Regions from separate parts of the Mus musculus genome. Here all the other regions are linked to region 3. Evidence: chromatin loops called from intact Hi-C (ENCODE). Cell type or tissue: heart. All regions are shown on one strand. Region 1 overlaps Igsf23 (immunoglobulin superfamily, member 23). Region 2 has its middle 10 kb from the start of Ceacam16. Region 3 has its middle 4.4 kb from the start of Cblc.

Region 1 (8,000 bases), 140 kb before region 3:
GCCCAACTGGGCATCTCTCAGGTGTTGTTAGTCACCCCTGTGATAGACTGCTTTCTCTTGCTGTCACAGACTAGCTGAGACTGAATAATTTATAAAGAATGGAGGTTTAAAGTCGGTCTTGTAGTTAGGGTTTCTATTGCTGTGATGAAACCCAACCACCTGATGCAACCTAGGGAAGAGAAGGGTTATCCCGGTAACAGTTCATGACAAACGGAAGTCAGGGCAGGAACCTGGAGGCAGGACCTGAGGCAGAGACCATGGAGGGACAGTGTTTACTGGCTTGTTCTCCATGCTCACCTGCTGTCTGCTTAACTCAGGACCACCTCTCAGAGGCAGCACTGTTCCTGTGAGCTGGGCTCTCCCATTTCAATCATTAATCAAGAAAAGGACTCCAGGCGATGGTAGCTCTCGCCTTTAATCCCAGCACTTGGGAGGCAGAGTTAGGTGTATCTGAGTTCGAGGCCAGCCTGGTCTACAAAGGGAGTTCCAGGACAGCCAGGGCTACACAGAGAAGCCCTATCAAAAAAAAAAAAAAAAAAAAAAAGGAAGAAGGGAGAGAGAGAGAGAGAAGAAAACAAAGAAAAGAAAAACTGACCCCGCAGACTTGCCTATGGGCCAATCTTATAGAGATTTTTCTAAATTGAGGTTCCTACTTTCCCAAAAACTTTAGCTTGAGTCAAGGTGCCAGAAAAAAGAAAAGTAATCAGAATAGTGGGGATGGTAATATAGGCCTGTAGTCTCAGCACTCAGGAAACAAAGCAGGAACTGCAAAGTCCAGGGCTCTAGCATGTGCTTGAGGCCAACCTGGGTACATGGAATTCTGTCTCAAACACACGCCCTATATTTTAAAAATGACATTTGTGTGGAAGAAAGTTTTAGAGGTTAAGAGCTAGCTAGCATTTGGTGAGGGGCCCGTATTTCCTGTTACCTGGTAGATGGTTTCACTTAGCAATATAGAACAAGAGGGAGAGGCAGGAGGGTCACCCACCTGAGCAGCTCAGGGAGTGACACTCTGTCTTAAAATAAAGAGCAGAAGCAAAGCTACAATAGAACTCAGTGCTAGAGCCCCTGACTAGAATCCCCCAGTGAAGGGCTGGGGGCGTGACTCAGTGGGAGAGTCCCTGTCTAGAATCCCCCAGTGAAGGGCTGGGGGCGTGGCTCAGTGGGAGAGTCCCTGCCTAGAATCCCCCAGTGAGGGGCTGGAGGCGTGGCTCAGTGGTAGAGCCCCTGCCTAGAATCCTCCAGTGAGGGGCTGGGGGTGTGGCTCAGTGGGAGAGTCCCTGTCTAGAATCCCCCAGTGAAGGGCTGGGGGCGTGGCTCAGTGGTAGAGCCCCTGCCTAGAATCCCCCAGTGAGGGGCTGGGGTGTGGCTCAGTGGTAGAGCCCCTGCCTAGAATCCCCCAGTGAAGGGCTGGGGGCATGGCTCAGTGGGAGAGCCCCTGCCTAGAATCCCCCAGTGAAGGGCTGGGGGTGTGGCTCAGTGGTAGAGCCCCTGCCTAGAATCCCCCAGTGAGGGGCTGGGGGCATTGCTCAGTGGTAGAGCCCCTGCCTAGAATCCCCCAGTGAGGGGCTGGGGGCATGGCTCAGTGGTAGAGCCTCTGCCTAGAATCCCCTAGTGAGGGGCTGGGGGCGTGGCTCAGTGGTAAGAGCCCCTGCAAGGATTCCCCAGTCGGTAAAAAGCATCTGTCACCAAATCTAATGAGCTGAGTTTAAGCCTCAGAACCCACATGGTAGGAGGGAACCAGCTCCAACAAATTGTCCTCTGACATCTTCATACATCCTCCATACCCCACAAACACACATAAAGTAAAAATAAGTTTTAAAGAAATATACTAAAGAAATTTTAAAACAAAATGCTCAGTTATTTTTGGTGAATGAGGCATATACCTTTAATCCCAGCACTCAGGAGGCAGAGGCAGGTAAATCTCTGTGCATTTGAAGGCAGTCTGGTCTACATAGTAAGTTCCAGGACAGCCAGAGCTATATAGGGAGACTCAATATAAAAACAACAAATCAAGCAAAATAATAATAATAATAATAATAATAATAATGCCTCAGCTATAATAGAAATAGTTTAATATAAGTGTCCCTAGCTTTACTGAATACTTAGTAGCCTGGTATTATTATTACTAGTATAATTAATTCTGTGACTACTGACACTGTACTGGCCACATGCAATGGAACATAGGAGCTTGTGAACCCCAGTAGGGCTGTACTAATGAATGCATGAATGACAGAGGGTGAATGAATGCATGAGTGAATGAATGAATGTGTGAATGAATGAATTAGAGTGAATGAATGAATGTGAGTGAATGAATGAATTAGAGTGAATGAATGAATGAGAGAGAAAGAGAGAGAGAGAGAGAGAGAGAGTATGTGTGTGTGTGTGTGTGTGTGTGTGTGTGTGTGTGTGTGTGTGTGTGTGAATGTATGCATGTAACTGTGTGGGGCAGAAGAGATGCCAGTGTCTCTGGGAGGTCACCTGGAGGTCTTGCTCTCTGTTCCCACAGACAATCCCAGCCTGATCCCACTGGTGACCTTCCCCGAGTCTTCCAAGGGCATAATCTACAGTGACCTTAACTACTCTGTGATCCTGCAGTGGATGGTGACCATGAACCCAGAGCCTGTGCTGAGCTGGACCTTTGATGGAAAGCCATGTGGAACTGGGGAGAAGCTATTTATCCGGCGACTGTCCCCAGATCAGCTGGGCACTTACCTGTGCATAGCCAGGAACACAGACAAAGAGCTGGTCTCTGAGCCGGTGACTGTCTCATTGAGCCGTAAGTGTCCCCCGCGATCTCTGTACCCACATGGGTCTACAGCTGGCTTCCTGTAGCCACCCCAGATCTTTATAGCCAAAATGTCACTCCATGTTTTCTTCTACTTGGTAGGCTGTGGCTTAGTCATTTTTGTTGTTGTTGTTGTTGTTGTTGTTTTGTTTTGTTTTGTTTTTAATTTTCTCTCATGTGTATCTGCGTGAATGTCTGCATGTGTATCTCTGTACACATGAAGGCCAGAGGCTGATAGGTCTTCCTTAATGGCTCCCCACCTTGTTCACTGAGGCAGGGTTTCTCAGCTGAACTCAAAGCCCACCGATACTAGCCTAGATGGCCAGGTGTTCTGGGATTCATCTCCAACTCCCCATCACCTCTCAGGTTCTGGGATTAGAAGCAGGTCATATGCCTGACATTTACTGTGAGTCCAGAAGGTCCCAACACTGCTCCTCGCATTGCCCAGAGAGTACTTTATCCTTTAGCCCATCCCCCCAGCCCTTCCTTAACCCATTTTATATATGACAGACTTGGTCTTGGGGGTCCTTAGCCGATACCCTCCCCTAACACCACCAAAGTCCAACTTGGTGAAGGGATGAGTTTTATTGGGGTTACTTACATAAATGTGGGTGAAGTGTTACTAACAGGAACACAGAGGACTCAAAGACAGCTTTTATCACCCAAGCCCACCCCAGCATGAGTGACAGCTTACAAAGCTGGGAACCTGGAGCCCAGCACGGAGACAGCCAGGAGTGTCAGCTTCAGCACAGGACACCCCAGGACCACGTTCTCAGATGGGGAGGGGAACAAGGGAGAGGGGGAGGAGGTATGTGTCCCAGAGATACAAAGGACTGGCTCTGGACAGAAAGAAAATAGAGGTGACCGTGGGGAAATGGCTATTTATAAAGGTACAAGAAGCCCTGCAGTAGGATAGGTGCTTAATTTTTGTCGGGCATGTTAATTAGGGTAGCCAAAGGGAGCTTTTGATTGCTGGACTTCAATACTTTGATAGCTGGATCTAGGTAGTCTGCTTCAGGGGATGTGGCCAAATAAGGGAGTAGACCTTGGTGGCTAGCTTTAGGAATATAACCTAACAATTTTTAGCAAGTCAGAGGGAATAGGGGAGAAGGGCAAGGCCTGCCAGAGCCGTGATAGTCTTGCTGGGGCTGGCAGGGTCCTTCAGGTTTACCTGCGGGTGTCTCCTCAGCTGGGCTTGTCTAAGAGCTTGTCAGCAGCCACTACTTAGATACACTTACCAGGAGCCTACAGTCAGTTCCAGAGACTGGGGAGCTGTTTGGAGTTACTTGCTTCCTGCCTTAAGGACCTTTATCTCCAGGCTGGAGGCTTTCACACCCGCCCTCCTCCAGGACTTCCTGTTGTTACACTTTGCTTTTACATCCTGTGTCTGAAGAAGTTTCCTAGGCAGGTGACGGTGGCACATACCTTTAATCGCAACACTCTGTGGGAGGCAGAGGCAGGTGGATTGCTGCCCGGGGAGGGGGGGGCGGGGGGGGGCGGGGGGCGGGGGGCGGGGGGGCGGGAGGGGGGACCCTGCCAGCCCCAGCAAGACTATCACGGCTCTGGCAGGCCTTGTCCTTCTCCCCTATTCCCTCTGACTTGCTCTCCATGGGGTGTGGTGGTCATGTTTTCCACGGGGCGGCTGGAACCAGGCAGGTTGCCAGGCCTATGGAGTGCAACAGGCAAGCTAGGCACAGTGGGCTGCTAGGAGCCAAGGGGGGGAGGGACCTAGCAGGAAGTGGTGCAATAGGCTAGAGCAGCTTCAGTGATGAATGCTGAATGCGGAGAGAATTTTCTTCCCCAAGGTGTTACATACAGCTCTATAAGACAGACACTCCAGACAGTCTTCGGTGAAATAACTCATGCACTTTATTCCTTGTGGGTAGAGTCTTATATACATTTTGGGGTGGGTGGAGTCTAAAGGCAGATGTTTCCTATTGGCTTGGTCTGAGATCTTAGGGACGCGTCATCTGCATGTGGAAGGACTTCAGGTGTTGTCCCTACTTGACTGATTGCCCAGTCCTCTCCATGGGGTGTGGTGGTCATGTTTTCCAGGTCAGGAACCTGGTTGGGAGTAGATTAAACGCCTACCATTCTCAGCTATGAGAATTACTGGGATTTCTGAATCTGCTCGACCTTTCCAAGTTTTCTGTCCGGTGGCACTGTCCACTGCCCCACAGGGGTTGGGAGAGGAAGAGGAGAGAGAGAGAGAGAGAGAGAGAGAGAGAGAGAGAGAGAGAGAGAGAGAGAGAGAGAGATGGATGAGCTTGGAAATAGGAGGAAGAGATGGGTGTGTGGAAACCACAGTGTACAGAGGAGCCTGAGTTCTAAGTTGACAGGAATCAGGGTGTAGAGGTGGAGGGTGGCTCCTTCAGTCTCCTCTCCCCTCGGTTCCCAGCAGCCACCGGGGCTCCCACAGTTCCGGCTCCCACAGTTGCCTATCCCATGAAGCCGAACGACTACATGTCGGTCTCAGGAGGATCCGCCATAGCCCTCATCGTAGCGGCCACCATCGGAGGATTAGTCCTGATCGGATCTGTCTGCTTCTATATACTGCTGGCACTTAAGGTAATTGCGTTCCTCCCACTGGTCCACCAGAGGACATCCACTCCAGCCCACTTGAGCTCAATTTGAGTCGCTCTACCAGTGGAATAAGCTAAATTCTATTCCCAGCTTTATAGGTGAGGCACAGACAAGTCAAAACATCAATTCCGAACCACACAGCCAGGGAACAGCAACAATTTAAACTCTGACCAAAAGAACAAAACAAAACAAAACAAAACACCAACCCAACCGACCCATGGGAAAGAATGACTTTGACCCCAGAGGTGCCCATCTGACTCACTAATACCCAAAGTGACAAGAGAAGCTCTAAGGGCTTGCTCAGCTGCCGTGGCTCACATCCGTTTAGGGAAGCTGTAGAGAAGTGGAGTCCCTTTGGGGCTCAGTGTGCCCATCCGCAAAATGGGAATGGTCATAACCACACCCAACCCACAGACCGACATGAATCTGAACCAGCTTTAAGCAGTAGTGGGCTTTGTGAGTGCCTCATCCCATCCACTCTGTGTGTCATGAGGGAGGCAAACATGATCAACAAAAATGAGTATGAAGGATGGGAACTCAGGAAGGGAGATAGGTAGCATGGGGGGGGGGGGAGAGCATCAGGGGGCGATGACAGAGAGGGAGGACCCATCCTGCAGAGAGAGAAGACAGCTAAACAAAGCCTTGGGCAGCAGAGAGGGTTTTGGCTGGCAAATTAACCTGCTGCCAAGTCTGAGGGTCTGAGTTTGATCTCCAGGAACCAACATGGTGGGAGGAGATGATGCCGGAGCATGCACACATATGTACACAACTGGAAATTATAAAATAATGCTTAGGGCCTCTACATATGAATTTGGAGGGATCGCAGAGCAACACATAGCAGTGATGTACTCTCTCTTTCTCCCCTCCCTCCTCCATCCCCTTCCAATCTTTACTGCCGAACCCACAGAAATAAGGAACGTGCAGCTAAGCCATGAGCTCATGAATCTCTACCCGAAGCCGATCCCAGGACAGGAGTCTCAGGACAGGAAGACATGGCCCTTGTCAAGCTCCACCTCCCTCCCATTTGTGCCCAAGATGTCCCCAGCTAAATAAAGCCTTTTCTATCTTCCTGCCGGCTGCCAACACCCCATCTTCACAGTCCACCTATTCCGGGAACACTGTCTCTATTCTTCTGCCTCGTGGACTGCAAACAAGAGAAACTCCCTGGCTTAGTTGAAGGGAGGGGAGGGAGAACAGGAGGAAGAATTTGACAGAAGTCATGAAGATTTCCCAGAATCCAAGGGTGTATCTGTCAGCCTCAGCAAGGTAACGAATTGCCTCTGGAATCTAGCAGCTTGAAATAACAGCCATTTGTGCCGATTGCAATTCTGTGGCTTCGGCTGTAGGTTAGGCTCGGCAGGTGGGGGCTTGCTGCAGTATCTGTGGTCCAGTGACTGTCTGGAGGGGCAACATCAGTGGAAACAGCTGGCATTCCTTGGTGTCCTCTTATGTTCAGAAAGGTAAACGCCAACCGATTACGAGGCCTCTGGTTCAGAACCTAACACCATCGTTGCCATCCCATTGGCTGGAGGAAGTCACATGACCGGCCCAAGAGGTGGGGGCCCTGGCTCTACCTCTTCCTGCTCTCAACCCACCTTCTCTTCCTTACAGTCTTGCTCTTAAGGAATTCACGTGCTGTGTCTTCTTCACAGCCCCCTCCCTCTTTTCTCCTTTCTCTTTCATTGCGTTATCCCAGAATTTCTGTCCCTGGGAGTTGACCAACTCAGCCAGCTTGCTTACAACATGTAACATCTGTTGGACTGATGTTTTTGTACACTTTGTAAAGATGTGTCTCTGTCCTTATTTGCCTGCCCAAAGCACCTTCTGATTGGTCAAAATAAAAAGCCTATAGCAAAAGGCAGCGTAGTTAGTAAGATGGGACATCTGGCAGAGAGAGGAACTCTGGGAAAGAGAGAAAAACACGAGAGATTTGCCACCCAGCCTGAGAGGAAGCTGGACTACGAAACTGAGGCGCTATAACCAACCATGTGGCAGACACAGACCAGTAAAGCAGGTTAATACCAGTTTGGAGCTAGTTGGGGAGCAAGCCTAGCATAGAGCCTAGGCATTTATTAGTAAACGCAAGCCTCTGTGTCGTTATTCTATTCGGGAGCTGGAGCAGGCATAGAAAAGCCAGAATGGTTACAGATGTCCCTGGTTTCCTACTGCGATGGGCACAGAGATACAGGACGCCATCACAGGACCTGGGACAGCAGAAAACGTATTGCCCTGCCTTGCAAGCTGAACAGGGCACAGAATATTTCTTCTGAGTGTAGAGGTTGTTCTTGCTTATTTTCTAAATAAAAATCTAGATTACTGCCGGGAGATGGTGGTACACGCCTTTAATCCCAGCACTTGGGAGGCAGAGGCAGGTAGATTTCTGAGTTCGAGGCCAGCCTGGTCTACAAAGTGAGTTCCAGGACAGCCAGGGCTACACAGAGAAACCCTGTCTCGAAAAACCAAAATAAATAAATAAATAAATAAATAAATAATTTAAATCTAGGTTACTGATATGCCTAGAAAAAGAGAGGTCACGGCAGGCCCCCAGAAATTCATGGTGCTCTTGTGGATGGCATTTTGTGGGGGGTTCTTCAGGATTGGGTTTCTGAGACATGGTCTCACTTTGTAA
Region 2 (8,000 bases), 71 kb before region 3:
TTGTGTCAACTTGACATAGGCTGGAGCTACCACAGAGAAAGGAGCCTTTCTTGAGGAAACGCCTCCATGAGATCCATTTTCTCAATTAGTGATCAAGGGGGCAGGGCCCATTGTGGGTGGTGGTGCCATCCCTGGGCTGGTAGCCTTGGGTTCTATAAGAGAGCAGGCTGAACAAGCCAGGGGAAGCCAGCCATTAAGGAACATCCCTCCATGGCCTCTGCATCAGCTCCTGCTTCCTGACCTGCTTGAGTTCCAGTCCTGACTTCCTTTGGTGATGAACAGCGGTTTGGAGGTGTAATCTGAATAAACCCTTTCCTCCCCAACTTGCTTCTTGGTTTTGATGTTTTGTCCAGGAATAGAAACCCTGACTAAAATAATAGTGCATACCTTTGATCCCAGCAATCAGGAGGCAGAGAGGCAGGCAGATCTCTGTGAGTTTGAGGCCAGCTTGGTTGGTCTACAGAGCAAGTTCCAAGACAGCCGGGGCTACATAGAAAACCCTTGCCTTACAAAAACAAAAGATGAATAAAATTTTAAAGTAAATTAAAGATAATAAATAGCAAGCAAAAGGTAAATAGCAAAACACTATCAAAGCAGATGCTCACAATATCCAGTGGGAACCTACCTACTGGGCATGGACATCAGGCGTCAGCAGTGGCCCCACTCAGCTTCTCTCCATGGAGGAGCTCCTGGCTCCTCTCTGTGCAGACACCTTTATATCAGAGGACAAAGGATAACAGCCTCGGGCTGGAGAGTTGGCTCAGCCATTAAGAGCACGTGCTTCTTTTCCTAGAGGACCTGAGTTCCATTCCCAGCACACCTGCCTGTAACTCCTGCCTGTAACTCCTGCCTGTAACTCCTGCCTGTTACTCCTGTAGTCACAGACACATTCACACAATAAAAATAAAAGTAAAAGAAGAAGAAGAAGAAGAAGAAGAAGAAGAAGAAGAAGAAGAAGAAGAAGAAGAGGAGGAGGAGGAGGAGGAGGAGGAGGAGGAGGAGGAGGAGGAGGAGGAGGAGGAGGAGGAGGAGGAGGAGGAGGAGGAGGAGTAAGACCTTGGAAATGACTTGTCTTCTAGCTGTCCTCAAAGACATAATACTTTTTAAAAAAAAAGATTTACTTATTTATTTATTTGTTTAATGTATATGAGGACACTGTAGCTGTGCAGATGGTTGTGAGCCATCATGTGGTTGCTGGGAATTGAGGACCTCTCACTCTGGCCCCACTTGCTCCAGCCCAAAGATTTATTTATTATTATATGTAAGTACACTGTAGCTGTCTTCAGGCACCCCAGAAGAGGGCATCAGATCTCATTACGGATGGTTGTGAGCCACCATGTGGCTGTTGGGATTTGAATTCAGGACCTTCCGAAGAGCAGTCAGTGCTCTTAACCACAGAGCCATCACTCCAGCCTCAACATAATGCTTTTTTACTCTTGAGTTGTTTTGCTGTCTTTTCCTCCCTGCTACTGAGGTAGGGATGTTTAGCCCTTCCCCAGACAAGGGGCCTTGGGGGACACTGAGACAAACATGCTCGGGTCTGACGTGGGGGGTGTTTAAGCTCCAAGAGCTTAAACAGAGGAGTTCAATTCTCAGCACCTACACTGGGCCGTTCACAACTGCCTGTGACTCCAGCTTCAGAGGATCCAGCGCCCTCTTCTGGCCTCCTCAGGTCCTACACTCATGTGCACAACCCCCCTGCTCCCCACCCCACCCCACACATACACATAAAAATAAGTCTCTAAGCCAGGCCTGGTGGCACACGCTTTTAATCCCAGAACTTGGGAGATGGAGAAACCCTGTCTCAAAAAGATTGAAATAAATAAAATTTTAAAATCAGTTTAAAAATCAACAAAATCAATGACAAAATCCTGTATAATTTATTAAATATTATGTATATAATATGCTGTATCACATAATATCATATTCTATATTATATATTTTGTGGGTAGGCCATGACCTCTGACCTCAGATTTTCAAGAGTCTTAGTCTATACATTGCCACCTTGTGACTGGAGACACTGGGGCTGGAGAGCCGATGTGGCTGTCTCGAGGCAGCACGCTGGTGATGGGAAGGAAAGGTTGTTTGTTGTTGTTGTTGTTGTTGTTGTTGTTGTTGTTGTTGTTGTTGTCAGGATGAGCTGGATTTTGCTGCAGTAACAATTAGCCCCGTGCTGTCCCCAGCTTGAAAAGCTTGTAAGATTTATTTTTTTCCCCTCCTACAAGTTTGTCTCAGGTGGATAGGTGTGACAAGGGTCAGAAGAACTCAGCTGCATGTGGACATCTTCAGAAATGAGGCTGACAAGGTTACTCACTGTAGCAGGGAAAAGCAGGGCACGTGGGTGTGCACCCAGCGATTTTTATAACACACGTTCCCCCTCCCCCCCAAAAGCTGGAAATAAGGCTTCCACTCACTTTCCATTGGCTGAATAAAGTCACATGGTACTGAGTTCTATAAAGACCGCAGTCTTGCAAATCTCCTCCGACCGGAAGTGGGAGACCTGGAGTACTGTATGCATCCTGGGAATTGAACCCTGATCCAGCTCCCCTGACAAAAATATCTAAGCAAGCCTGCCCTGCTTAAGTTATTTTTTCCATGGACTCCATTTATCCAGCAGACACTGAACCAGAGCATAGAGGCTAGGGGCAAACCGCAAGTGCCGATAGATGCGACGAGGGTAACCTTGGCAGAGGCTGGTTGTAGATTGAAAAGGGAGGGTTAGAAAGCAGGAAGGGTGAAGAGAAACCCATCCATTCATGAGCTCCACACGTATTTATTGAGCACCTGCTGGATACAGCACTGTTTTAGGTCCCAGGAGACATCTATATAACCAAAACAGAGACCTCTTCCTTGGGGGGCTGAGCTCCCCGCAAGGAGACTACGGGACAATCGAAGAGGTGCGGACCAAACCACAGAGGTGACATTGTTGGGAAGGGGAGCAATGGAATAAATGTTCAGACCACTAAGATATTTGTGCTTCTGTGTCCATAAACTAAAAACAGGCCAGCAAGATGGCTCAGTGGGTAAAGGGCCTTGCGGCCAAGCCTCGTGGCCTGAGTTTTGCTCTCTGGTACCCACACATTGGAAGGAGGGAACTGACTTCTACATACGACATACACACAATAATAAGTAAGTGGGTTTTTTGGTTTGGCTGGGAGATATATATCGGAAGGAGTGTGAAAAGCAGTCATTCTTGAATCCAGGAACCTGCAGATCCCACACAGTTCATTAAGTAGGTGTGCATGCTGAACCAGCAGGAGGCAGCAAAGGCTAACACATAGCCCGCCTAGCACAAACTCGGCCACAACCTGATGCCCACCCCAACCCCCATCTCCCACCCCACTTTCCCCACCTTGTGAGTATTCACAGCCCACTCTACTGCCTCCTGTCAAAATACCCAACCTTGATCAGCCTCTGCCTGCAGCAAGAACAAATGCTATCAGCCCCTGAACTTAGCTTTCCCAGTCCCCACAGCCCAGCTTAGACCAGGCAGCTCCCCTCCCCTCCACCTCAGCCTCTCCATGGCCTGTCTTTCTCCCCACGCAAAGCAGCCCAAGGAGCTTTGTTCACTCCAAAAATCAACCCTTCCCCTCCCTGTCTGGAACAGGCCATTGCACCCAGTGCCTTTAAAGACAAACTTTTCAGGCTGGGTGTGAGGTGCACCCCTTTAATCCCAGCACTGGAGGGGCAAGGGGGGAGCAGGAGCAGGTGGGTCTCTATGAGGTCAAAGCCAATCTGATCTACATAGTGAGTTCCACGCCAGCCAAGACTACATAGAGAGACCCTGTCTCAAAAACCGAAACAAACAAGCAAACAACCTCCCCCCCCCCAAAAAAAATAGCAGCAGTATGGTGGTACACACCTGTGATCCCAGTGGGGACTTCTGGTCCCCCTTTAGTATTCTGTACCCCTTATCCCCACTTTGGGATCCACAGAACTGAACTGCCTTCTGTACCCCAAAACTCAACCTGGGGCTCTCCTCTCCCTCTCTCTGGAAGAATGCAAACAAATACAAAAGAGAAGGACCCAAAGTGTAACCAAAGCAGGTGTCAAGGAGGACGGGATTCCAGGCAACGCAGCCTGAGCTGGGTGTCCTTGACTGGAACTGGGCAGCAGCAGGGGTCCCTGTCACCGGCCCCTGCCACTCCCAGGATACAGTCAGCTTTTAAAAGATAGTGGCTCCTTGTTTGACAAAAGAGGAAGTGGGCCTGGGGAAGGAAGTAGGCTGGGCTCTGAGCCCAGAGTCAAAATGATTCAGGGGGGAAACCTTCTGTTCGGAAGCCACCTCTGTGGGCGAAAGGTCCTGTGCCCGCTTACAGGGTCACAGGATCATCCCGCATAGACTGGTGATCAGAAGTGTAGACGCCTCTCCCAAAACAGCAGACTTCCATGAACTCCCAAGGGCACCAGGGACGGTGTGCAGGCCTCTGTAGGGTCACAGGGGTGACCTCATCCTGCCCCTGTGGTTGGTGATGAGCTGAGATGGAGGTAGCCCTGGGCCAGGAAGTGAAGGCCAGAACTGAAAGCAGCCGTCCACAGCACACCAGTCGGGAAGAGAGAAACCAGTGCAGAGTTAGTATTCAGAGACTTTCTGCTATCTGTCTGTCTGTCTGTCTGTCTGCCTGTCTGCCTGGCTGTCTGTCTTGGAACTCATTCTGAATATCAGTCTGGCCTCAGACTCACAGAGATCCTCCTGCCCCTGCCTCCCTTCCAGGTGCTGGGGTCACAGGCCAATTGGGCCGCCATGGTTGGCTTTCTTTGCTCTTATACAATCCAGGGCCTCAGACCAGGGAATGGCACCTCTCACTTTGAGGTGAGTCCTCCCACATCCATTAACACAGTCAGACAATCCCCCACAGACACTCCAGAGGCCATGCTGCTGCCCTCAACAGTCACTCAGAGACTCACTTCCCGGGTGATTTTTCAGGGTGTGTGAAGTTGAGACATTAATCATCACACTGGAGGATTCTAGGTGGTTCTCTACCTCCAAAGTCGGCCTTCCCTGTTTGAAGTGAGTCCTCCATACACACTTCCCAGGCCCCAAATCATGGGTTCTACCAACTATGCCCAATATACGCATGAGGGACTGGAGATGAACCTGCATCTTCACGCCACCTTAAAAGCTGGCTTGGCCCTCTGTCTATAACCCCAGCGCAGAAGGGCAGAGACAGGAGGATCACTGGAACTGGCTGGCAGCCGGCCTAGCTCTGGGTTCAGCAAGAAACCCTGCCTCAGGGAACAGGTGGAGATGTGGACATCCCTTGTTTTCTTAGGGGCCAGGGAGGGGGTCGGAAACACACATATGCACCGACCCACACAACATACAGTGGAGAAAGTGCCTGCTTTTTGAGGAATGAGGGCCTGGGTTCAGATGCCTGGCATCAAGGTCAAAAGCCAAGTGTGACAACTCGTGCCCAAACCCTAGCACTGGGGTGGACGTGGTGGTGGTGAAGGAGGGGTGTCTACGCTCACCAGCCAGGCAGAGCACAGAAATGGTGTGCTCTAGGCTCAGTGAAAGACCCTGGCTCGAAAGAAAGAAAGAAAGAAAGAAAGAAAGAAAGAAAGAAAGAAAGAAAGAAAGAAAGAAAGAAAGAAAGAAAGGAGGGAGGGAGGGAGGGAGGGAGGGAGGGAGGGAGGGAGGGAGGGAGGGAGGGAGGGAGGGAGGGAGGGAGGGAGGGAGGGAGGGAGGGAGGCAGGCAGGCAAGAAAGAAAGCAAGCAAGAAAGCAGGTTGGGTGCACAGCTTTGACCCTAGCCCTTTAGAGACAGAGACAGGTTGATCTCTGTGAGTTTGGGGCCAGCCTGATCTACGTAGAGCGTTCCAGACCAGCGGGGGGGGGGGGGGAGTGCATAGTGAGACCCTGTCTCAAAAAAAAAAGTAAAAATTGTAAAAAAGAAAGAAAATAAAAGGGAAAGGTGATCGCTAGACATGGAGCTATAGCACGGCATTTACCTAGTCTGCAGGGGGTCCCGAGTTCAACTCCTACTGCCTACATGAAAAATTAACAACCGTTGTGTTGTGTGGGACAGGAGAGACAGCACCCACGTGGTGACTCACAACCACCTGCAACTCCAGTTCTGGGGGTCAGACATCCTCTCCAGGCTATTTCAAGCACTACATGCATGTGGAAGCTAAATATAATACACACACAATAAAAATAAAGGTTAATAATAACAGTAGTAATAATGATGTGTTGATCAGTCGTGGAAGATACCTGACAGATATCATCCACCTCTAGCTTCACAAGGACTTGTAGACAGACGGGCAGACAGACAGACAGACAGACACACACACACACACACACACACACACACACGAAGTCCTGTGTCTCTGATGAACATGTGCAGGTTTTTTCTTGCTGTGGTTCCTACAGCGGCAGTGTGACAGGGCAGCTGTACCCATGTGACAGCCTTTGGTATGCTGAGTTGTACTGAAATGGCTGAGTGCACCCAGGAGGCTATGGTAGGTCTAGGACCAATGCTACTATTGATCAACATTGTCAGCATCTTGGGCTTGGGTAGCCATGGAGTTGATTCCAAATCCCACCCAGAACCTTCTGCCATCAGGTGGAGATGAGGGGATGGGGACTATGATTGGCTGTGAGTGTGACAGGCATAGGAGTGTGGGGACACAATGATGGATGCCACCTTCTATTTGAAATAAATACATTCGATTTCCGTAATAACCTTTTTTTTAAAAAAAAGTTTTTTAAAAAGATTTATTTATTATTGTATATAAGTACACTGTAGCTGTCTTCAGACACCAGAAGAGGGTGACAGATCTTATTATAGATGGTTGTGAGCCACCATGTGGTTGCTGGGATTTGAACTCAGGACCTTCAGAAGAGCAGTCAGTGCTCTTAACCACTGAGCCATCTCTCCAGCCCCAAAAAGAGTTTTTTATTTAATGTATGAGTATCTGCATGTACACCTGCATGTCAGAAGAGGGCCCAGGATTTCACTATAGATGGTTGTGAGCCACCATGTGGTTGCTGGGAATTGAACTCAGGACCTCTGGAAGGGCAGCCAGTGCTCTTAACCGCTGAGCCATCTCTCCAGCCCAATACCATCTTTTAAGATTTAAGGTGTGTGTGTGTGTGTGTGTGTGTGTGTGTGTGTGTGTGTGTGTGTGTGTGCCCCTGGAGGTCAGAAGAGGGAATCAGATCAGAGAGAGACCCTGGAGCTGGAGTTACAGATGCCTGGTGTGAGTGCTGGGAACTGAACTCAGGTCCTCGGCAAGAGCAGTGAGTTCAGGTGGTGGTGCACAGCTGTGAGCCCAGTGTTGGAGGGGGTGGGGCTGAAGACTATGTCTAAAAGTAATAATGAAAAACCCCACAGACTCTTTCCCAGCCCAGGACCTTTGCATCTACTGTACTATGCATTGGGGAAACATACTTTCCCCCCTATACCTGCAGGCTCCCTATCACCTCAGTCACGCCTTGCCTTACTTCCTCAGGGACCTGCTAACGTCCGTAGCTGAAAGAGTGACCTGTGTCCTCCCTATCCTCCTGACTCGTCTTATCTTCCTGTCTCGAGGCATTATGGCACTAATCGTTCTCTGACACTATAGGCTAAGTAGGGTTTGTTTGGTTTTTCTTTTTTCTTTTTAATTATTGCTCATATCCTCCAATAAGATTTAGCCATATAAGAGAACAGATCTGTCTGTCGTCTGTGTCCCCAGCGGTTTGGCATGGAGTCAGTGCTCAATAAATATTTGCTAGGTGATTAAATGACTTGGAAATCCCCGAGCAAGAAGATCAGGGAAGGTGCCAAAGGGATGGGGACAAGAGGCTGTTTGGTTAGCTGAGAGCATGCATGTTTCTGTGTGTGTGTGTGTGTGTGTGTGTGTGTGTGTGTGTGTGTGTATGTGTGTGTGTATGTGTGCGCGCGCGCACTTGTGCACATGCGCGGGCGTGTGTCTGTGATTTTATATGTGGTGCAAATCAAAGGTTTTGTATGTGATAACCAAGTTGTCTGCCACTGAGCCACGTCCCCAGCCCCT
Region 3 (8,000 bases):
GAACTCCAACCCCTCCCCCTGAACATACATACATACATACACACACACACACACACACACACACACACACACATACACACATGAAAAAAAGAAAGATGGAAGGAAGGAAATGGAAGAGAAAGGGAAGGAAAGCCAGTGTGGCGGTGTATCCCTCCTTATAAGCCCAGTTCCTAGGAAGCAGAGGCAGAGGCAGGAAAATCAATGCCAGTTCAAAGGCCAGAAATCAAAACTAAAGCAGTGCTGCCCAGATGGCTTGGAGGGTAAAGGCATTTGCTTCCAAGCCTGAAGCCTGAAGTTCACTCTTCAGGACCCAGATGGAAGAAAGAACCCAGACCTATAACTTGTCCACCAGGGCCAACTATGGCATTGTTCACACACGTGTGCATACACACAAAATGAACCAATAGACACAACAAAAACTTAAAAAGAAATGTAGATAGATAGATAGATAGATAGATAGATAGATAGATAAAAAACAGGACCCCCAAAAGTCTATGCCCTTGTTCTTCAAACCCATACATCAAATACCTTAGAATGAATTTAGTCACACAGCCACACCTAACAAACACCTAAGCATGCAGGTAAATGTAGTTTTGGGGAAAAAATTTTACGCTTATTTACTTGTGGAGATGGGGTCAGAGTGCACAGCACACGGCCAATGGTTGTCTACTTCTACTGTGTGGGTCCCAGGATCAAATTTAGGGCCCCAGGCTTGGGGACAAGTGCCTTTTTCTTTACAAAAGAAGCTTGGTTTTATCTTGGGAGGACACACCCAAGTAAAACTCACAAGTTCTGCTTCTAAAGGAAAAGAAGAAAGTGGACGGGGAGATGCTGCAGCAAGGGCAGAGGCTCATGACTTGAGTTTGGTCCCCAACACCACAAAAGACTATCATGGTATCACACACTGAATCCCAGCACTCTGGAGACGAAGGCAGGAGGATCAAGGGGATTTGTTGCCTACACTTTGAGCTCAAGGCCAGGCTGGGCCACACGAGAACCCCCCTCCCAGTTCCACCAAAGTGAAGATACCAAGCCTGTCACACCTGACCAGAGCTCTGTCCAAACCACTCCTCCAACATGGCCAAGGTAACTTCAACACCCAGGCCTTACTTTACTACTCTCTGCCATGAGAGTCAGAGCTCAGCACAGCCATGGCCCTGCAAACTGGAAACTTCTACAGACTGTGGGTGATGAGAAACTGGGGTTCAATGGCTGACCTTAGCAAACTAGTTCCCTAAAACAAAGGATCTGGCTTCTCCATGCATGGAAATCCCCTCTCTGGCCTCCCTGACCTTGACACTGGACATGTGTCCTTTCATGTCCCCTGGAGATAGGCAAAGCCAGAGGGAGAAAGAGGGTAGGGCCCTATGTGGGAGTCTCCAGCATTGAATATTGGTGATAGTCTCAGCAGACTGTGACTGCATCCAAAGTTATAGATTCAGCACCTTGACTTATGCAAACATGTGGGTGTCTGTGTGTCATATGTGTGCATGTACACAAGGAGCCTTGAGCTTAGGTGTGTTTACATGCAGTCTCATAAACCCAACCTGCATTCCACAGATTGAGCCAGATGTGTGTCAGCACACACCTCTAACCCCAGCACTCAGAAGGATGAGGCAGGAGGATTTTGTGCTCAAGCTTAACCTGGGCTACAGGGTGAGACTACGATGAAAAGCAGAGAACAGAAGGGACAGGCAGGAAGGCTCCGGGGGTTGAAGTACTTGCTTTGCAAGCTTGACAGCTGAGCTCCAATCCTAGAAGTCACACAAAAAGAGCCAAATCCTGGGCCAGCAAGGTAGCTCATAAGTAAAGATGTGTGCCGCTAAGCCTGAGGGAATTGAGTAGGAAGAGAGAACCAACTTTTGCAAGTTGTCCTCTGACCCTCACACGTACACTGCGACACAGATGGATGGAGACGGGGGGGGGGGGGGAGCGGTGAGTATCAAACTGGATGCTAAAGTGTGTATCTGTAATCCCAACATTACTAATGCAAAGTGGGAGGCCAAATCAGAAGAATCTCCTGGAAGCTCGAGATCACCACCTAGTGGCAGCACACAGCACAGCAGCAGAGCCAGTGAAAGGTGAGAATCACTCCTGAAAAAGTCCTCTGACTTCCACACTGGGTGTGCGCACACTAACAATACAACCCAACACACACACACACACACACACACACACACACACACACACACACACACACACACACTAGATAGATAGATAGATAGATAGATAGATAGATAGATAGATAGACAAACATGAAAGGAAAAGGAGAGAAAAGGTGAAAAGAGGACTCTGAGGCACAAAATGGGTAGACACTGGCTTGCTGAGTCTTCATTGTTTTTGTGTGTTCTCTTTTACTTCGTTAAGGTGGGGCTCAGCAGAAAGTCCAGGTTTTTGTTTGGTTGTTTTTGGTTGGTGTTTGTCTGTTTGTTTGTTTGTTTGTTTGTTTCTGAGACAAAGTTTCTCTGTGCAGCCCTGGCTGTCCTGAAGCTCTCTCTGTAGACCAGGCTAGCCTCAAGCTCACAGAGATCCACCTGCGTCTGCCTCCCAAGTGCTGGAATTAAAAGTGAGCACCACCACTGCCTGGTGTAGTTTTTTCTTTGCAATAAAATAAAGAAGAAAGTTCTGTTTATAGGATTTCTAAATCAGGGCCAGGGCGGTGGCTCAGGGGGAAAAGACACTTGTCGTGAAGGTCATCTGAGTTCAGATCCCCAGAACCCATGGGGAAGGCAGATGTGGCAGCACTCACCTGTCACCTGTACCATGTCATCCACATATCCCCATCCAAAACACGGACACGACTTCGTATTTTACACAAGGATAAAAAGATTGCTAAGTCTGCACTCATCTGAGTCCAGTCTGGAGAGCTGGTGTAAGTGTGTGATTTACTGCTTTGGAATGAGAGAGGGCAAGAGCACCAGGCTAGGCATGGTGGTTGTCTTAGTCAGGGTTTCTATTCCTGCAAAAACATCACAACCAGGAAGCAAGTTGGGGAGGAAAGGCTTTATTCAGCTTACACTTTGCACATTGCTGTTCATCACCAAAGGATGTCTGGACTGAAACTCAAGCAGGTTTGGGAAGTAGGAGCTGATGCAGAGGCCATAAAGGGATGTTCCTTACTGGCTTGCTTCCCCTGGCTTACTCAGCCTGCTCTCTTATAGAACCAAGACTACCAGCCCAGAGATGGTACCACCCACAATGGATCCTCCCCACTTGATCACTAATTGAGAAAATATCTTACACTGGATCTCATGGAGGCATTTCCTCACCTGAAGCTCCTTTCTCTGTGATAACTCCAGATTGTGTCAAGTTGACACACAAGACCAGCCAGTACAGTGGTGTACACATGTCATGACAGCACTTTGAAGATGGAGGCAGGAGGATTAAGAAATCAAAGCCAGGCGGGGCGGTGGTGGCACATGCTTTTAATCCCAGCACTCGGGAGACAGAGGCAGGCAGATTTCTGAGTCCGAGGCCAGCCTGGTCTACAGAGTGAGTTCCAGGACAGCCAGGGCTACACAGAGAAACCCTGCCTCAAAAAAAAAAAAAAAAAAAAAAGAAGAAGAAGAAAAGAAAAAGAAAAAAGAAAAGGAAGGAAGGAAGGAAGGAAGGAAGAAATCAAAGCCAGGAGCTGGAGAGATGGCTCAGTGGTTAAGAACACTGACTGTTCTTCCAGAGGTCCTGAGTTCAATTGCCAGCAACCATATGGTAGCTCTTAACCATCTCCAATGGGACCCAATGCCCTCTTCTAGTGTGTCGGAAGACAGCTGCAGTGTATACTCTTATAAATAAAATAAATATATCTTTTTTAAAAGAAAAAGAGAAAGAAATCAAGGCCAACCTTGGCTATGAAGAAAGTGTAAGGGTAGCCTGAGCTACATAACAGGGTGGGGAGGAGACCAGGTGGTGGTGGCACACACTTTTAATCCCAGCACTCTGAAGGCAGATAGGCAAGTGGATGTCTGAGAGTTCAAGGCCAGCCTGGTATACAATGTGATTCCAAGACAACCAGGACTGCAGAGGAAAAAACATTAAAAAAAAATAGTGTGCGGGGGTGGAGGGACTAGCATAGGAAGAAAAACTGAATTGAAGGTGTGAGCAAGGGTTTGGGTTATGACTCTGTTTAGGGTTGGAGTTTGAGTCAACAGCATCCAGAGGCATGGGAGTGTGGCCTCAGATCCCAATCAAGGGAGGCAGGAAGGTTGTTCTCAGTGTGCCCTCTAGTGGTCAGGATCAATTCAGGCCCTCATTTAAGCTCCTATGAGGTCTAAATCAATCCAAGTGTGCTGTGTCATTATCCTCTCAGACTTTCTCAGCTCCGCCAAGGCACACACCTGTCAGTCACCTGGACACTGAGGAGGCACACACCTGTTAGTCACCTGGGCACTGAGGAGACACACACCTGTCAGTCACCTGGGCATTGAGGAGGCACACACCTGTCAGTCACCTGGGCACTGCAGAGGCACAAACCTGTCAGTCATCTGGGCACTGCAGAGGCACACACCTGTCAGTCACCTGGGCACTGAGGATACACACACCTGTCAGTCACCTGGGCACTGAGGAGGCACACACCTGTCAGTCACCTGGGCACTGCAGAGGCACAAACCTGTCAGTCACCTGGGCACTGTGGAGGCACACACCTGTCAGTCACCTGGGCACTGAGGAGGCACACACCTGTCAGTCATCTGGGCACTGAGGAGGCACACACCTGTTAGTCACCTGGGCATTGAGGATACACACACCTGTCAGTCACCTGGGCACTGCAGAGGCACAAACCTGTCAGTCACCTGGGCACTGAGGAGGCACACACCTGTCAGTCACCTGGGCACTGCAGTGGCACAAACCTGTCAGTCATCTGGGCACTGCAGAGGCACACACCTGTCAGTCACCTGGGCACTGAGGATACACACACCTGTCAGTCACCTGGGCACTGAGGAGGCACACACCTGTCAGTCACCTGGGCACTGATGACACCAGTCATCTCAGCACTTCCAAGGCTAAAAGATATCACTGACAGTGTGAGGCCAGCCTGAAATATGTACAGTGACATATGTAGTCCTGACCGTCCTGGACCACATGCTTACAAATAAAAGGCTGGAGAGAGATCTCAGTGCTTAAGAGCATTGGCTGCTCTAGAAGAGGACCAGGGTTCAATTCTCAGCACCCACATGGTGATCCACAACCATTTCCAGTTCCAGGAGATCCACGGGTACTGCATGCAGGTGGTACATGCAAAATTCATGTACACACAAAACAAATTATTTAAAAATTAAAAAAAAGGGGGGGCTGGTGAGATGGCTCAGTGGGTAAGAGCACCCGACTGCTCTTCCGAAGGTCCAGAGTTCAAATCCCAGCAACCACATGGTGGCTCACAACCATCCGTAACAAGATCTGACTCCCTCTTCTGGTGTGTCTGAAGACAGCTACAGTGTACTTACATATAATAATAAATAAGTCTTTAAAAAAATAAATAAATAAATAATAAATAAAAATAAAAATAAAGAATGATGGTACAGCTGTCTCCTGAGGAGCTCTGCCAGTGCCTGGCAAATACAGAAGTGGATGCTCACAGCCATCCATTGGATGGAGCACAGGGTCCCCAATGAAGGAGCCAGAGAAAGTACCCAAGGAGCTGAAGAGGTTTGCAGCCCCATAGGAGGAACAACAATATGAACTAACCAGTATCCCCAGAGCTCACTGGGACTAAACCACCAATCAAAGAAAGCACATGGTGGGACTCATGTCTCTAGCTGCATATGTAGCAGTGGCCTAGTCTGTCATCAATGGGAGGAGAGGCCCTTGGTCCTGTGAAGGTTCTGTGCCCCAGTACAGGGGAATGCCAGGACCAGGAAGTGGGAGTGGGTGGGTTGGGGAGCAGGGCGAGGGGGGACGGGATAGGGGATTTTCGGAGAGGAAACTAGGAAAGGGGATAACATTTGAAATATAAATTTAAAAAAATATAAGTAAAAAGAAAGAAAGAAGGCGAGAGCTGGAATGATGGCCCAACAGTTAAGAGTGCTTCTGGCACTTGCAGAGGCTGGTGGATTTCTATACCTCTGGAAGCTTGAGGCTAGCCTGTTCTACATGGGCTATACTAATAAAAGAAAGAAAAGTGAAAAGAAACCCATTGTTAGTTCCTGTCTTTTCCCATATACTAATGACCCTAAATATATCATCAGTGGTATTACATATTATTAATTACAAGTTAAATTACAAATTAAAACATAATACATATTATATTTTTTTGGTTGGTTGGTGTTTTTTGTTGTTGGGTTTTTTTGTTTTTGTTTTTGTTTTTGTTTTTGTTTTTGTTTTTGTTGTTTGAGACAGGGTTTCTCTGCGTAGCCCTGGCTGTCCTGGAACTCACTCTGTAGACCAGACTCGCCTCGAACTCAGAAATCTGCTTATCTCTGCCTCCCAAGTGCTGGGATTAAAGGCGTGCGCCACCACTGCCTGACTATATTTTAATTTTTAAAGTCACCTATTCTGTATATTTCATAGGAATAGAATCATACCATACATAGTATTTTAATTTTGGTCATTTTATTGGGGAAGGAATGAGGCAGGTGATCACATAGCCCAAACCAAATCTACGAACTTGATATGTAGATGAAGTAGACTTTGAACTGGTAATTTCCCTGCCTCCTCTTCCCAAGTTAACAGGCACAGGTCACTATAATTCATGTCTGTGATTCTGGGGGTGGAACCCAGGGCTTTTTATGTTCTGGACAAACATTCACCAACTGAGCTACATCCCAACCCAGCCCCAAAGATCCCAAAGATGGGCCTTCTGTTAGGTTTTGTTTGTGTGTGTGTGTGTGTGTGTGTGTGTGTGTGTGTGTGTGTGTGTGTTGGGGATGGATTGGGTGGTTTGGGAGAAGTTTGTTTTTCTTTGGGTTTATGTCTGTTTATTTACGTGCGTGCATGACTGTGGACACATGTGGAGGTCAGAGGACAGCTCATATTACTCCCTTCTCTCCTGCCACTCTGTGGGTTCTGAGAACCAAATTCAGGCTGTCAGGATTGGTGAGGAGCACTTTCACCCAATGAGCCAAATTCCCAACCCCGTTCGGTTGTTAGAAACAGAACCTTGCTTTGTAGCCCAGGCTGGACCATAATTCAACATCTTTGTTCTCTTCTTCCTGAATAATTAGGTTTAAAATTATCTGAAAACACATTCAACTTCAATTTTTTATGTTTGTTTGTTTGTTTGTTTTGGAGACAGGATTTCTCTGTGTAACTCTGGCTTACCTGGAACTCTCAATGTGTAGACCAGGCTGGCTCTAAATCAGAAATTAGTCTCCCTCTGACTCCATCGTGCTGGGATTTTTTTTTTTTAATAATAAAAGATATTGTACCAGGCATGCCCCGTGCCTTTAGTCCAAGCATTTGGGAGGCAGAGGCAGACAGATCTCTGTGAGCTTGATGCCAGCCTGGTCTACAGAGAGAGTTCCAGGACGCCCAGGGTTGTATGGTGAGATACTGTCTAAAAAAACAAAGCTAGAACAACAAAGTGTGTGTGTGTGTGTGTGTGTGTGTGTGTGTGTGTGTGTGTGTGCTTACCCAGGGTGTCTTCAGAGGACAGAGGCTTCAGATCTCCTGGATCTGGAGTTTTTGCCAAACAGGGAGGGAGAGGAAGGGAGAGGAAGGGAGAAGGAGAGAGTGAGAGAGCAGGCAGGCTGAGGAGTCAGTACCGGGCCTAGCTGGGGTGGTGGCTGGCTTGCTGGATGCCCTGGGTGCCCTGGGGCAGAGAGAACCGTGTCCACGGCGCCCTCTGGTGGCTGTCTGAAGCATAATCAGGGCGGACCTACAGGTCTGGCAGGTTGGGGTGCAAACCTGCCCGGCAGCCACTTCCTGCAGCCCTGTGCATTCCTGAACGCCACTTTCCGCCACACCCCTTTCACCTCTTTTGAAAATCTGGGTACTTAAACTGTAACTAAATTTCCCTTACCTGCCACGGGAGCCCGAACTCCGGTGGTTCTAGTACCTTACCTCGGGGA

Evidence for each region. Hi-C counts contacts between places; a loop is a spot of excess contacts. Peaks named below come from ENCODE experiments on the same cell type or tissue, not always from the same donor. Only the 100,000 strongest peaks of a DNase experiment are listed, where the experiment ranks them.
Region 1: it touches region 3 in a loop (2.6-fold over the local background); 3 of 42 quality-filtered maps call a loop at or near these places.
Region 2: it touches region 3 in a loop (6-fold over the local background); 25 of 42 quality-filtered maps call a loop at or near these places.

What each region holds. Positions count from the first base shown.
Region 1 is chr7:19,936,529-19,944,528 of GRCm38, reverse strand. It overlaps Igsf23 (immunoglobulin superfamily, member 23), which reads left to right. Exons shown (of 5, transcript NM_027308.2): 3 at 2,510-2,779; 4 at 5,187-5,356; 5 at 6,279-7,224. The coding sequence ends at 6,284. Among named protein-coding and RNA genes, the nearest start is that of Igsf23, 10 kb to the left of the region's middle. In heart, a CTCF peak has its summit at 4,439; DNase peaks (open chromatin) are centred at 4,438 and 6,412; H3K4me3 peaks cover 780 bases; H3K27ac peaks cover 2,253 bases.
Region 2 is chr7:19,867,690-19,875,689 of GRCm38, reverse strand. It overlaps a transcript of Ceacam16 not described here. Among named protein-coding and RNA genes, the nearest start is that of Ceacam16, 10 kb to the right of the region's middle. In heart, CTCF peaks have their summits at 1,619 (motif pointing left) and 3,234 (motif pointing right); a DNase peak (open chromatin) is centred at 4,249; H3K27ac peaks cover 425 bases.
Region 3 is chr7:19,797,175-19,805,174 of GRCm38, reverse strand. No RefSeq gene overlaps it. Among named protein-coding and RNA genes, the nearest start is that of Cblc, 4.4 kb to the right of the region's middle. In heart, CTCF peaks have their summits at 2,050 (motif pointing left), 4,232 (motif pointing left) and 7,796 (motif pointing left); DNase peaks (open chromatin) are centred at 2,044, 4,269 and 7,764; H3K4me3 peaks cover 278 bases; H3K27me3 peaks cover 1,201 bases.